Linked DNA regions of Homo sapiens: region 1 is linked to region 2. The links are chromatin contacts, found by Hi-C or POLR2A ChIA-PET in ENCODE. All regions are on one chromosome and are shown on one strand. Each heading gives the region's core, a stretch centred on a gene start or an enhancer-like site at or near the end of the contact. The rest is flanking DNA. Distances are from core to core; before and after follow the strand shown. Region 1 holds the start of CD37 (CD37 molecule). Region 2 holds the start of AKT2 (AKT serine/threonine kinase 2).

Evidence for each region. Hi-C counts contacts between places; a loop is a spot of excess contacts on that map. ChIA-PET counts read pairs that join two places held with the same protein, here RNA polymerase II (POLR2A). Pooled maps may share reads with other maps.
Region 1: a loop to region 2 is called in a pooled map, with 2.5 times the contacts of the local background. The contact joins the promoter of CD37 here to the promoter of AKT2 in region 2. A Hi-C loop is called at or near these places in 1 of 50 pooled maps. POLR2A ChIA-PET finds 5 or more read pairs at or near these places in 2 of 52 experiments (A673 and B cell).

The regions. Positions count from the first base shown.
Region 1 is chr19:49,334,156-49,340,597 of GRCh38, reverse strand. CD37 (CD37 molecule) reads right to left here and starts at 5,192. Exons shown (of 8, transcript NM_001774.3): 1 at 4,989-5,192; 2 at 4,812-4,884; 3 at 3,565-3,689; 4 at 3,377-3,451; 5 at 2,569-2,673; 6 at 1,662-1,898; 7 at 1,185-1,268; 8 at 1-347. The coding sequence starts at 5,057. The coding sequence ends at 270. TEAD2 (TEA domain transcription factor 2) reads left to right here. Exons shown (of 13, transcript NM_001256660.2): 13 at 1-3. It also overlaps a transcript of SLC6A16 not described here. RefSeq lists enhancers at 159-1,134, 4,962-5,081, 5,572-5,641.
Region 2 is chr19:40,281,597-40,288,455 of GRCh38, reverse strand. It overlaps AKT2 (AKT serine/threonine kinase 2), which reads left to right and starts at 3,111. Exons shown (of 14, transcript NM_001626.6): 1 at 3,111-3,275. MIR641 (microRNA 641) reads left to right here and starts at 5,815; the gene lies at 5,815-5,913. RefSeq lists enhancers at 1,959-2,790, 3,947-4,086 and a silencer at 3,077-3,576.

The DNA.
Region 1 (6,442 bases), core at 3,943-6,442, 9.1 Mb before region 2:
AAACGCAGGGGATTTATTTGAGGTTTGGGTGAAAAATAATCTTGTGGGTGGTGGTAGGCCGACAGATGGGGACAGGAAGCTGTGGACGAAAGCCCCAGGTCCCGTGGGAGAGGTGACAGCAGCAGGGGCACGCAGCCACGTGGGTCCCCAGGGGAATGTGAAGGCGGAGGGCTCCAGGCGAACTGGGGATTAAACAAATATTTACAGGCAGCAGGGAAGTGCCCAGCGCACGTGACGGGGGCGGGGCGGGACTTTGGGGAGGGCGGGGCCTAACGGTATCGAGCGAGCCGGTTGTAGACGTGGTCCAGGTTTCTGCACAGGAATATCGAGAGCGTCATGAACCCGAGCTATAGAGAAAGGAGATGAGGTCAGAGAAGTCGAAGGGGTGCTGGCGAGACGGGGGTGATGCCCACCCGGGCGAGAAAGGTCAGGGGTGGGGCCGTGAATTGGGCGGGAAGGGGCTGGAGAAGGGGATAGGTAGAAAAGGGCGGGGCTCGACGGGAACTGCCGCAGGGCTGGCTGATGAGGCGGGAATAGCTGCTACAAGTGGGGGTAGAGGCTGAGAAGGAGTAAGGTCGGAAGCAAGCCCAGGGTCCTTTATTTTGGAGGCTCATCTGTCTTCCCCCTCTGCCTCAGCCTCTAATTGTGCCTCCTCTAATTCTGCGCCCGCACTTCCAGTGTCAGGCTGGTCCTCGTCTTGAACCCACAGCGGCCAGAGCCCCAGGGCCATGGGCAGCTTGCCCTGCGGTGCCTTGTCTCCCCAGTTGGGGCAGGCACCCGCCATGCCCCAGCCACCCCACAGACTGCCGCTGTGCCCGCCGCCGCCGTCAGCGATCAGGCTGGGCCCGGGGCTCGAATCCCCAGCGCCCGGCACGTGCGGCTCGCATTTCCGGCGGAGTGCCCTGCGCTGTAGCTGTACGCTCAGCACCATGACAGTCATCTGCGGAGAAAGGGGAGGGAGATCGCAGCCAATAGCAGGAGGCTTTCCCTGCGTACACCCAATCAGGGCTCCCTGAAGCTGGGCCGCCCCCACCCTCCGGTGCTGGGTGGAGCGGCGGGAGGGCCGGGGTGGGCTGCGCTCCGCCCTGAGCTCGTCCTTCCCAGGCAACCGAAGGACGCGAAATGAAGGGCAGGGCCATCTAGGGATTTAGGGCCGATCGCGGGTGGGGGCGGGGCCAGATCACCTCGAGTAGGCCGACGCCCAGGCAAATGCCCACTATGGAAATAAGGTTGTTGTGCAGCCACTTCTGGAGGCCCTGCGCGCAGCCCTGGGGGGTGTAGGGAAAAGTTAAAGGGATTCTTTCTGGGACTCTCAAGCCCAGGCCCAGCGTTCTTTTCAGGCCAACCCTCACCGTCTTCAGGCATCTACCCGCTCCCCTAGTCACCAGGGCACTCTAGTCTCCTTACTAGTGCACCCTCGCTTCACCTTTTCCAAGCCTGGCCCCTCCCTAGACATCTGTATTCCAGAGCCAGCCCAGCCTTTTCTTTAGGCCCTGCCCTTCCTGCAGACCCCGCCCCCTTCAGAGGGCCCCGCCCCTCCTGCCGTACCTTTCCTTTTCTCGTAGACCCCGCCCTTTCTCAGGCCGCTACTCACTGACAGCCCTCCCCCTCCCGCAGGCCCCGCCCCATTCGACAGGTTTATGCTCCGAACCCCTGCCCACCTCGCGGTAGATGTGGCTCTCTGCAGGGACAGCGCAGATGTCTGCACTGTGTCTGGACCGCGCCAGGTGTCCAAGCCTGCTGAGCTGGGGCAAGATCACCTTATCTAGGATTGTGGAGTCGTTGGTCGCCGACAAGTTGTAGCAGGAGCAGGGCACGCGGTGCGCCTCCGACCCGTTACCTCTCAGGATGAGGACTTGGAACCAGTCCTGCGGGTAGTGCCAGCCGCAGCAGCGCAGCTGGGAGAGGGATACGAGTCAGAGGGACCGGGACTGGAGACATATGATGTTGGGGATCAGGGGACAAGGTGATGGGTATGAGGTCAGGTCGGGGAGCAGGGGACTAAGTGGTGGGTGTGGAGTGGGGGACAGTGGGCTGGGGTCACGATGGGGCCGGAGCCAGGGGACATTACGGGAACATGGGGCTGGGAAAGACGAGTCACGGGGTGACCTGGGGCTGGGGAAGGAGCTGCAGGGTCGCGCTGTGGACTAGAGATTGGGTGGGTGGTGCAATTGAGCCTCTGATACCCGACAGGTGAATAGGAGTGCGAGACCATGTGAGTCTCATCGGGGGCGGGGTCCGGTGGAAGCCAGAGTCACTACGGGGTAGGAAGCCGTGTCTCGCTAGGGTCTTGGGACTAGGGGCCTGACAACCTCTGGTCGGGGCGGGGGCGGGGGCGGAGTCTCTCGAGGTAGATGGCGAAGCCACGCCAGGGTCTGGGTACTGGGAGACCAGGCGACGCCGGGGACAGTTGTGTCATCTGGGGAGTGGGGAGCGTCGGGCCTGGGAGGGATTGGGGTGTGTTAGGATCGTAGAGCTGGGGGTCGGGCCCACGTTGGGGTGGAGTCTCCTCCAAGCACAGGGCTGAGGCGGGTCAGTCCGGGAGGGAACTGGAGGAGGGGGGCTTACCTGGAACTGCACATAGTCCCAGCTCTCCTCGGCCGCGGTCTCCTCGGGGTTGGTGCCGTACTTTTGGATGGTTTTCTCTACGACGTCCCGCAAGCTTCGCTCCAGCTGAGAGGCCACCAGTGAGGCTGGGCCTTATCTTCCCCGCCCCACCCCTCCCCCTCTCAGGCTGTGCCAGCCTCAGGCGGGCCCTGTGCATCTCTGGGCCAGTCTCAAATCCTTACTGAATGGCTAGCTCTGTGTACTTCAGGTCTGTCTTTCTGTTTCTTCCACTATTTCTACGGCTCATAAGTCTCTGTCTCTTCTTTCAGGGCGTCTATTTCTTTCTCTTGTTCTCTCTTTTTCCCGTGTGTTTCCCTTTGGAGCTGTTTATGCCTGTCTCCCTTGGTCCAGGTCGGTGTGTCTTTCTATTAATTTATTTTTTGAGACAGGGTCTCACTCTGTCACCCAGGCTGAGTGCATGGCTCACTGTAGCCTCAAACTCCCTGGCTCAAGTGATCCTCCCACCTCGACCTCCCAAGTAGCTGGGACCCCAGGTGCACACCATCACACCCGGATTTTTTTTTTAAATATAGATGGGGTCTCACTATGTTGCCCAGGCTGGTCTCAAACTCCTGGACTCCCACCTCAGCCTCCCAAAGTGCTGGGATTATGGGATTACAGGCGTGAGCCACCAGGCCCAGCCTCTTATTTCTCTTTATCTAGGTTAGCCCCTGTCTGCCCTTGTTTCGGTCTCTCTCCACCCTCTCCCACCACTCCCTTCCCTCTCCTCCCTGCTGGGGGTGGGTGGTGGCCACTGCAGGAAGCTCACCTGGGCCCGCTGAGTGGAGATGAGGATTCCCAGGGTGATCTGTGTGGCAAACAGGAGCAGCAGCATCCCAAAATACTGGGGAGCAGAGTGGAGAGATCAGGCTGACCACCCCTGCAACCCCGGCCCAGGCCATTTTTGAGGGTGGGGATAGGAGTGTTCCTAGGGACGGAGAGGGATGGTGCACTCACCAGGCCCAGGAGGCAGCGGAGCTCCTTGAGGGCCCCCACACAACCCAGGAGGGCGATGCCCATGGTGAAGATTCCTGAGATGGCCAGGACTTTGGACCAGATCTGCAGAGGCACGAAGGCCAAGCCTGGGAGAGGTGAGGGGAGTGATGATGAGCTGTGTGGCACAGCTCCAGGCAGCCCCATTTCCCACCTAGGCAGCCACCCAAGTGGGGAGCAGTATCTTGGTGCCCCTCTCTCTGGGACTCTGTCCCTGCCCCACCCTGAGTCCCTGTTTCCTTCTGAAACTTTCTCTTCTTTCTGGGCCTGTTTCCCGTCCCTGGATCTCTGTCTCTCTTCCTCTTACCCTCTCCTTCCTCCTTCAGCTCCTCCTCGTCCCCAGTAGTTTCAGCCCTATCACTTGTTCTGTGACATTGGCTTGGCTCCTTAAACCTCCCTGAGGCATAGGAGATGATATCTATTTCTTAGGGTTTTTTTTTGAGTTGGAGCCTCGCTCTGTCCCCCAGGCTGGAGTGCAGTGATGTGATCTCGGCTCACTGCAACCTCTGCCTCCCAGGTTCAAGTGATTCTCCTGCCTCAGCCTCCCTAGTAGCTGCGACTACAGGCATGTGCCACCATGCCTGGCTAACGTTTTGTATTTTTGAGTAGAGACAGGGTTTCACCATGTTGGCCAGGCTATTCTCGAACTCCTGACCTCAAGTGATCCACCTGCCTCGGCTTCCCAAAGTGCTGGAATTACAGGTGTGAGCCACCGCGCCCGGCCCCTAGGGTCATTTTGAGAGACACATGAGGACATGTGTTCAACCCAGTCCTCAACACAGGGCAAAGACTTCTTAAATATGAGCGTTTAGGGTTATATTTCATTATTATTTAGGGTCATACTTCATTATTATTTTCCTATTATTAATGTTATTTTGGCTCTTTTACGTCCTTGCTGTATGACATCCATCAAGGGGCTTCCCCTCTCTGAACCTCAAGCGAGGGGAAGGTTTGTGGGGGCATCTGACCAGCCACAAGTCCCGACAGATAGGAAGTGCTTGAGAAATGGCTCTCATGATCATTGTTGTTTGTATGCACAACCCCATTTGCCGGAAGAAGACTCAGGCTCCAAGAAGCCTCCGGTGAGCAGTGGATGGGAGCCTGTAGCCTGCCTGCAGAGTAGGGCACCGTAGGTCTCCCTGAGACAAGGGAGACCCCAGGAAGTTGCTTGGGTTGGGGGAGGCCCTCCCACCTGCCCCAGCCCCCCTCACCCACAAAGGACACGAAGCTGGTCTTGTCAATGAGGATCCAGATGCCGAAGCAGAAGATCAGGCTGCCGAGGACCTGGGGAGAGGAGATGCGGATACGGGGGTGGGCCACAGGGGAAGATGAGGGCTGGGTTAGCGGCAGGGGCTGGGCCCCGGCTGGGTAGCCATGAGGCAACTCACGAAGAAGAAGAGGTTGAAAACGAAGAGGAAGTACTTGATGAGGCTGAGGCAGCTCTCCTGGGCTGACATCTTCACCTAGTGGGGTAAGCGGTCCACTCACCACACAGAAGAGGTGCTGACAGTGGGGGAGACAGGGAGAAAGAAAGAGGCTGAGAGAGAAAGAGAGACGGAGAGCTGAGAGAGAAAGGAAGAACCCCAAAAGAGGAAGTTCCAGGGGTGGGGCTCCACCCACTCCCGCTTCATGTAAGGTGGCTTTCTGTCTCTCTCTCTGTCCCTGTCTCCCTCACCTGCTCCACTGGGACACATGCTCTGGTACCTGAGGGGCCTTGGAATTTGTGGGCACCAAGGACTCATGGGGCAGTCCCTCCCAGGTCTCCATGTCTCAGGCGCTGGGGGATCTAAAGGGACCCCTGATCTACTGGAACCCACCTCTGGGCATGGGGACCTCAGGGCTGACCCTGGACAGCAGCTGACCTCACAGACACTCTGACCTCATGGCCTGCTAAGCTCTCCCATCTCTGCATCCAGCTGTGTCTCCCATTTCCTGCCCTGGGTCTCTTGTTCCTCCTCTCTGGGTCTTTGTCCCCACCTTCCTGCTACTCCCCATCTCTGTCCCCTTATCTCAGCAGAGTCTCTCCCTCCTCTGGGTCTCTGTCCTCCTGCCTCCTGGGGTCTCTATCCTCCCTCTCTCTGTGTTTCTTTATTTTATTTATATATTTGTTTCTTTTTGAGACAGGGTCTCACTTTTCACCCAGGCTGGAGTACGGTGGGGAAAACAGCTCACTGTAGCCTGGGCTCAAGCTATCCTCCCACCTCTGCCTTCTGAGTAGCTGGGATTACAGGTGCACACTACCATGCCTGGCTAATTTTTGTATTTTTTGTAGAAATGGGGTCTTGCTATGGAGTGGGAGTGTTGTATTTTTTATATTTAATTAAAAAAAAACAGAGATAGGGTCTCACTAGGTTGCCCAGGCTGGTCTGGAACTCCTGGACTCAAGCGACCCTCCTGCCTTGGCCTCCCAAAGTGTTGGGATTACAGGCGTGAGCCACTGTGCCTGGCCTCTCTCTGCTTCTGGCCCCTTCTTTGGGTCCTTCCTCCTTTCTCTCTTCATCTCTCTTTTGTTTTTGTTTTTGAGACAGGGTCGCCCAGGCTGGAATGCAGTAGTGCGATCATAGCTCACTGCAGCCCCAACCTTCCCAGGCTCGAGCAATCCTTGCACCTCAGCCTCCCAAGTAGCTGGGACTACAGGTGCACACCACCATGCCTGGCTAATTTTCTTCATTTTTTGTAGAGATGGGAGTCTCACTGTGTTGCCTAGGCTGGTCTCAAATTTCTGGGCTCAAGTGATCCTCCTGCCTTGGCCTCCTAAAGTGCTGGGATTATGGGCGTGAGCCACTGTGCCCAGCCTGTCTTCTTTTCTCTGTCTCCCCCTTCCCCACTTGTTTTTGTGCCT
Region 2 (6,859 bases), core at 1,862-4,361:
TCAATGCTAAAAAGTGTTGTTTACCTCCTAGACTAATGTTTTACAAACTACAAGGCACAACCAGAAAATCAGTTCAGCAGGGTTGCGGAATTGAAATAAATAGTATATTAAGGGCTGGGCGTGGTGGCTCATGTCTGTAATCCCAGCACTTTGAGAGGCCAAGGTGGGCAGATCACCTGAGGTCAGGAGTTCGAGACCAGCCTGACCAACATGGAGAAACACCATCTCTACTAAAAATACAAAATTAGCCAGGCGTGGTGGTGCATGCCTGTAATACCAGCTACTTGGGAGGCTGAGGCAGGAGAATCGCTTGAACCCAGGAGGCGGAGGTTGTGGTGAGCCGAGATCGTGCTATTGTACTCCAGCCTGGGCAACAAGAACAAAACTCAGACTCAAAAATAAATAAATAAATAAAAATACAAAAATTAGCCAGGTGTGGTGGTGCACGCCTGTAATCCCTCTACTCAGGAGGCTGAGGCAGGAGAATCACTTGAACCTAGGAGGCGGAGGTTTCAGTGAGCCGAGATGGCGGATGGCACCACTGCACTCCAGCCTGGGAGACAGAGTGAGACTGTGTCAAAAAAAAAAAAAAAAAAAAAGAATATTAGGCCAAGTGCGGTGGCTCACATCTCTAATCCCAGTTCTTTGGGAGGCTAAGGTGGGTGGATCGCCTCAGCTCAGGAGTCTGAGACCAGTCTGGGCAACATGGCGAAACTCCGTCTCTACCAAAAATACAAAAAAATTAGCTGGGCATAGTGGCGCACATCTGTGGTCCCAGTACTTGGGAGGCCGAAGTGGGAGGATCGCTTGAGCATGGGAGGTGTCGGTTGCAGTGAACTGAGATTGTGCCACTGCATTTCAACCTCGGTGACGGAGGGGGTGAAACCCTGTCTCAAAAAAACAATAAAAAACCAAAACCAGAAAGAGCCGGGTGCAGTGGCTCACACCTGTTATCCCGGCACTTTGGGAGGCCAAGGCAGGTGGATCACGAGGTCAAGAGATGGAGACTATCCTGGCCAACATGGTGAAACCCCCTCTCTACTAAAAATACAAAAAAATTAGCTGGGCGTGTTGGCGCGTGCCTGTAATCCCAGCTACTCAGGAGGCCGAGGCAGGAGAATCGCTTGAACCTGGGAGGCAGAGGGCAGAGGTTGCAGTGAGCCAAGATCTCGCCACTGCACTCCAGCCTGGCGATGCAGTGAGTCTCAAAAAAAAAAAAAAAAAAAAAGAGAAAGCCACTGCCCTTGACTACCAGTGCTGCAAGGAGTTTATACACAAGCACATGGGTGGTTTCAGTGAGATCTCAGTGTGTCATAATTAAGTGCCCTAGGAGGGGCTAGGATTCAAGTTGGCCCAGGGGAGACTTAGACGTAGGGGAATGGCCTGTGAGCTGTTCAGTGTGGACAGGAGTGAAGAGGGTTGGTCACAGTAACCTTGAGTCTAGATTAGGGCAGAAGGGCTAATGCTTGAAACAAACATTCTGCAAGAGCCCACTCTGGGCAATGTTGGATACACACTGATCTCTGAGACAGTCTTGGTCTCTTCCTTTACTGTGTTTCCTGTGCAGTGGGGGAAACAGACCTGTCACCAGACAGTAATAGATGAAAATGGTTAGGGCTGTGAAGGGGGAGGCATTGGTCAGAGTTATTAACACCGACTGATGGGGAAGACCGGGAATTAGGAATACCAAGCAGCAAGTTCCAAGCTAGAAACCAAATAAGAAAGGGCTAGTTCCAGCATTAGGTTTACGTCTCAGAAAACGAAAGCCGAACCCTCAGCAGGATTTGCCTGAAACACTCTCACAGACTGAGGTGGACCCAGGATTCAACTCTCAGTCAGGCATTTTTCTCACTTACCAATGCATACAATTGCCAAGTTATATGGCATACTGGAACCCAAATTCAGGAGGCAGCACAATCCCCTATGAGAGAGGAGGGGCTGGGAGCCAGATGTCTCACAGCTGTCCAGTATACTAGCTAATATACGGATTAGGATCTGTGCAAAGCTCTTTTCTTGCAGGGTCATTTTTTTTCTTTTTTCTTTCTTTTCTTTTTTTTTTTTTTTTTTGAGACGGAGACTTGCACTGTCGCCCGGGCCGGAGTGCAATGGCATGATCTCGGCTCACTGAAACCTCTGCCTCCCGGGTTCACGCGATTCTCCTGCCTCAAGCCTCCCAAGTAGTTGGGATTACAGGCACACACCGACATGCCCGGCTTTTTTTTTTTTTTTTGTATTTTGAGTAGAGACGGGGTTTCACTATGTTGGCCAGGCTGTCTCGAACTCCTGACCTCATGATCCGTCTGCCTTGGCCTCCCCAAGTGCTAGGATTACAGGAGTGAGCCACCGCGCCCGGCCGCAGGGTGATTTTAAGGCCTTTATGGGCCCAAGTTGCATTATAAAATGTTATATCCCAGATTCACTGGAATATGTACGATGAGAGCAGGTGGCATTAATATCTTGCAGTAATGAACTAATTGGTAAAAACCGTTTTGTTTACATTAAAATGGTTCAAAAGCCAGCGACACAGCGATGATTGTTTCCATTTAGCAGATGTGGATACTGAGGCACAGAAAACGGTCAAGCCTTCTGCCCACAGTCACCAGAAAGGAGGAAATTCAAGTCTGGGGTTGTGTGGCTTCAGAGCCTGAGCTCAACCATGACGAGCACACTGAAAAGGAAACCCCTCCTAACTAACTCCCGCTCCGGGGTCCTTTAAGAGCGTCAGAACCCAGAACTGAGTAAAACAAGATCAAAGCGTATGTAAATACGGACTAGGGGCTGCCGGGAAATAATCACTACGGCTAGGCCCTAGGGAAAGCAGACGTCGGAGTCCTAGTGCGCCTGCGTAGCCCCATCTCGCCTTTCCGCCCCACGGCCTAGCGAGGCCCATCTCTAACCCACACAGGCCCAAAGTTGTCTAATGTGCGCAGGCGCCCTGCTGTGAGCCCGCCTCCTTCTCTGCCCTGCTCTTGCGCTCTCGCTCTCTCAGAGTTCGTCTCTGGCTCTTTGTACGTCACTTCCTGTTTGTGGCGCGAGAGGGCGGTATTTCCGTCCAGAGGGTGGGAGGGGGCGGTAAGCGGGGGCTGGGGGGAGGGGGCGGGGGGGGCCGCGCCGTGCTAGCCGTTGGGCCTGCCTCGGAGGAGGCGTCGCCGCCGCCGCTGCCGCTGCCGGCGCCGTTGCCGCTGCCGGGAAACACAAGGAAAGGGAACCAGCGCAGCGTGGCGATGGGCGGGGGTAGAGCCCCGCCGGAGAGGCTGGGCGGCTGCCGGTGACAGGTGAGTGCGCCAGCGCGTGTCCCCGAACGCCCCCCCCACGATGGTCGCGTCCGGGCCCCCCGCGGTGCCGCGATGGGCTGTACCACCCGTGCCCGGCGGGGGGACCGCGGCCCTCGAGCCCCTCCTTCAGGAGCTGAGTGGGGGTGGCCGAGCGGGGGCGGTGGGACCAGCCTCGGGGGGCCGGGGCGGTGGCGGCGGGCCATACCACTGAGGCGGTGGGGGGAGCGCTGCAAGTTTGCGGGACGGGGAGCGCAGGCCGCAGCGTGCGCGGGCCGGGGGCTGGACCTTTCGGGCGCGGCGGGCAGATCGAGCCTGGCGTGCGCGGGCTAAGCTATCGAGGGGGCGCGCCGCATCAAGTGTAGAGGGCTGTACCTTTTTGGCGCTGTGGAAGCCGTTGCTGTGCTGTATTTACAGGGGTGGGGGCTTCTGGGGAGGATGCTTCCCCAACTGTGGCTGGGTTATATCACCACGGCGTTGGGGGAGCCCTGCTTAGAACGTAGGGGAACCCAAATCAGAGGACTGTGATGTTTGTGATCTTTAAGGGACTGGGACGGGGCGGGACAGGCCCTAGTGGGTTTTAGGGGCGTATTTTGGGAGGACTGTGATGCCGATTGGTGAGGAGGGGTTTCTGTTTCCTGTATTTGACGTGTGTGGCGTTGGGGGTTTACACTGATCTCAGCCTTTATTGAACTTCTTAACGACTCTGGAGGGAACGTCATGGTTACTGGGGTGCTTTGGACCATGGAGGTGCTGCTCTGGATTCCATTACCCTCTCAGATTATTTACCAGGCAGTAACAGTTCTTTCCTTCCATAGGGGAGGGAGGAAAGCTGTGTTAGAAGTCACTGAAGTTGTCTGAGCCTTAACATTCTGAAGAGGAAGAGGGATTGGGCTTGGATTTGAGGAGCCGTGCCCCTGCACCCGCTTGTTAAAACTTGGGAGGAAGGAGTGTTTGGGGGAACACCTCTTCCCCCCAGGGAAGCTCTCTGGGGGCATCTTGATCTTGGGATTGTGAGGACCTCTTCCTCTCATTTGGAGACCTCTTGGGGCTCAGCAAGACGCCTGGGCTGGAGTAACTAGAGCCTCCAATGGGCTGCTTTTCAACTTCATCCACTCCTACCTTCCCAGAGAAGCAGCAGGAGTTCACTCGTGGGCTGAACTTGGTTGGCAGTGGATGTGAAGGGTCCAGGAACCAACGCAGACCACTACATGCTCCTCTGTCGCTGGCCACGAAGCTGTTTGTGTCTCCCAGTTACCAGCTCGGTCACACATCATGTTTACACTCCCCACCAAGGCAGTAACAGTTGGCCTTGCAGTGAGGCCGGGAGCTGTTTTCCCAGCTGTTCCTCTTTGCATAGGCCAAGGGGACTTGGAGTGGGGGTGCCCCTGGCCCAGCCTGGCCCAGGGAGGAAGGCTGCTCTGAAGGGCTTGGGACAGTCAGATCCCCCATGGATCTGGTGTCTTATTGTGGTCTGTGGGCTGGTGCTGGGAGCAGCCAGCCCCAGAGGTCTGTGGCCAGTGTCCCTGCTCCCTAGGCCAGATCATGACCTTGGCTTGCCCTGTAGCCTTTGCTCTGGGTCTGGAGTTCCCAGAGGACTGGCTGCAGTCCCTGATTGACCCAGCAGACCTGGGCTGGTGATGTGGTCAGAGGGGGCAGATGGTTGCCCCTAGTCCGCAGCAGTGACTTCCAAGCTGACTGGCTTCCGTGGCTCGTGGTTCCTGGAGAGAAAGGTCCCACAGTCTGTGAGGCAGCGGCGACTCTGTAGAATCTTTCTCCACTAGGGGTTTGTTCCTCTGGTCCTCTCCTGCCAGCTTTTAGAGGGTTTGCCTGATGGGGCTAACAGTGGCAGTGAAAACAGTAATCATGAAATTGATGGCTGACAGTAACTGAGTGCATTCTGTGGGCCACACACTGTTTGGAATGCTTCATATAGATAAACTTGCTGAATACTTGAATTCTAGAGCGGTAGGCGCTGTTGTTATGCTCTCCCTTTTAGATGAGAAAACAGCATCTCAGAGAGGCAGATCATTTCCAGAGCTAGTGGATGCCCAGTGTTTATAGCATTCACCCCATGCCAGGCGTGTGACAGGGCTTTTGTACATGTGATCTCACTTAAGTCTCAAAACATACCTGTGGTTAGGCCTATTTTATGGAGAGCTACGAGCTAGTTAGAAGTGTGATACCATTTTACAGATGAGGAATCATTTCACTCACTGTGAAGTGCAAAGATTTCCCAGAGGTCTCATAGCTGAAGTGGGAGAGGTGTGATGTGAGCCCTTGGCCAACCTTGGCCTCAGATCGTCTTGTCAAGGAGAAACTGGAGGAGTGGCTTTTGTCTGTGAGCATATACTCTGCCCAGCCCTGTGCTTTGGGCTTTATATGGTATTTGTGTCCTTTTTTGCAGAGTCCGAAATTGAAGTTCAGAGGAAGAATTGCCTTCCACCGCATCTTATCAGACCCTATGGGTGCCAGGGTAGGATTTGAACCCAGGTCACTGAGCCCCTAGTGCCATGCATTCCTTGCTCACCAGGTTCCAGGCTGGGTGAAAGGAAGGAAAGACATAGGATAGAGTCACCTCTGTCCTCTGTCCTCTACCTATAGAGGTGACTGTCCTATGTCTTTCCTTCCTCTTACCCCTGAGCCTCAGGCTGCCCTGAGCATCTCTGCCTACAGCCAGTCCAGCATTTCTTGGTCCCTCCTCAGAGTGGAGGCAAGGCATCCTTTAACCCTGGGCAGGTGTGTGCTGGGAGAAGAAGACAGCAAGAGAGCCATGCAGGGGGTGACACAGCTACCAGGGACCTGCGTTAGCTAGCAGCAGGACGGTGAAGTCGGTTCTAGCTCTGCGACCTTGGACCACACTGTTCACTCCCATACAGTGGTCTCAGAAGGACGTCCACCTTGGGCTGTTGTGAGGATTAAATGAATTAATCCACGAGAAGCTCCTAGAATGGTGCCTGGTACTGTGTAAGTCTTGGTTGGCAGTCATGATTATGTTATGGAACGGAGGCATCCAGCCTCCCCCACCCCCTACTTTTGGTCCCCTCGAGCATTCCGGGATCCAGCTCCCCAGCCTGGCCCAGCTAGGATCCAGAACTTCAATGTTCTGGTTTCCAGCCTCTGTAAAGAGGTGTATGGAAGCGAGTGAGAGCACAGGGTTCAAATCCAGCCGTGCCACTCCATGGCTGTGTGACCTTGAGCAGGCTCCCCAACCCTTGTGAGCTCATTTCATCATCGGTGCCATGGGGATGATGATAATTCCCACCTGATAGGATTATTGTGAAGGCTGAGTGGATTAATTTGTGGGAAGCATTCATAACTGTTCTGGCATACAATAAGCCTACCGGAAATGTCTCCTCACTAAGAACAGTGCCCGACACATGGTGAGCTGTTGGTCTGTCTTAGCAATTGTAATTCTTAGTATTTCTGCCGGGACTTTGAAGGCCTTTGCCAGTTCACAGAACCGTGTCAGAGAGCACTAGGAGGAGATCAGGGCTGAAATTAGCATCTCAGTTTTACAGATGCAGAAACAGAGGTCGGGGGAGACATGCAATCAAGTCAGAACTGACAAGGGCAGCTCCCGGGCC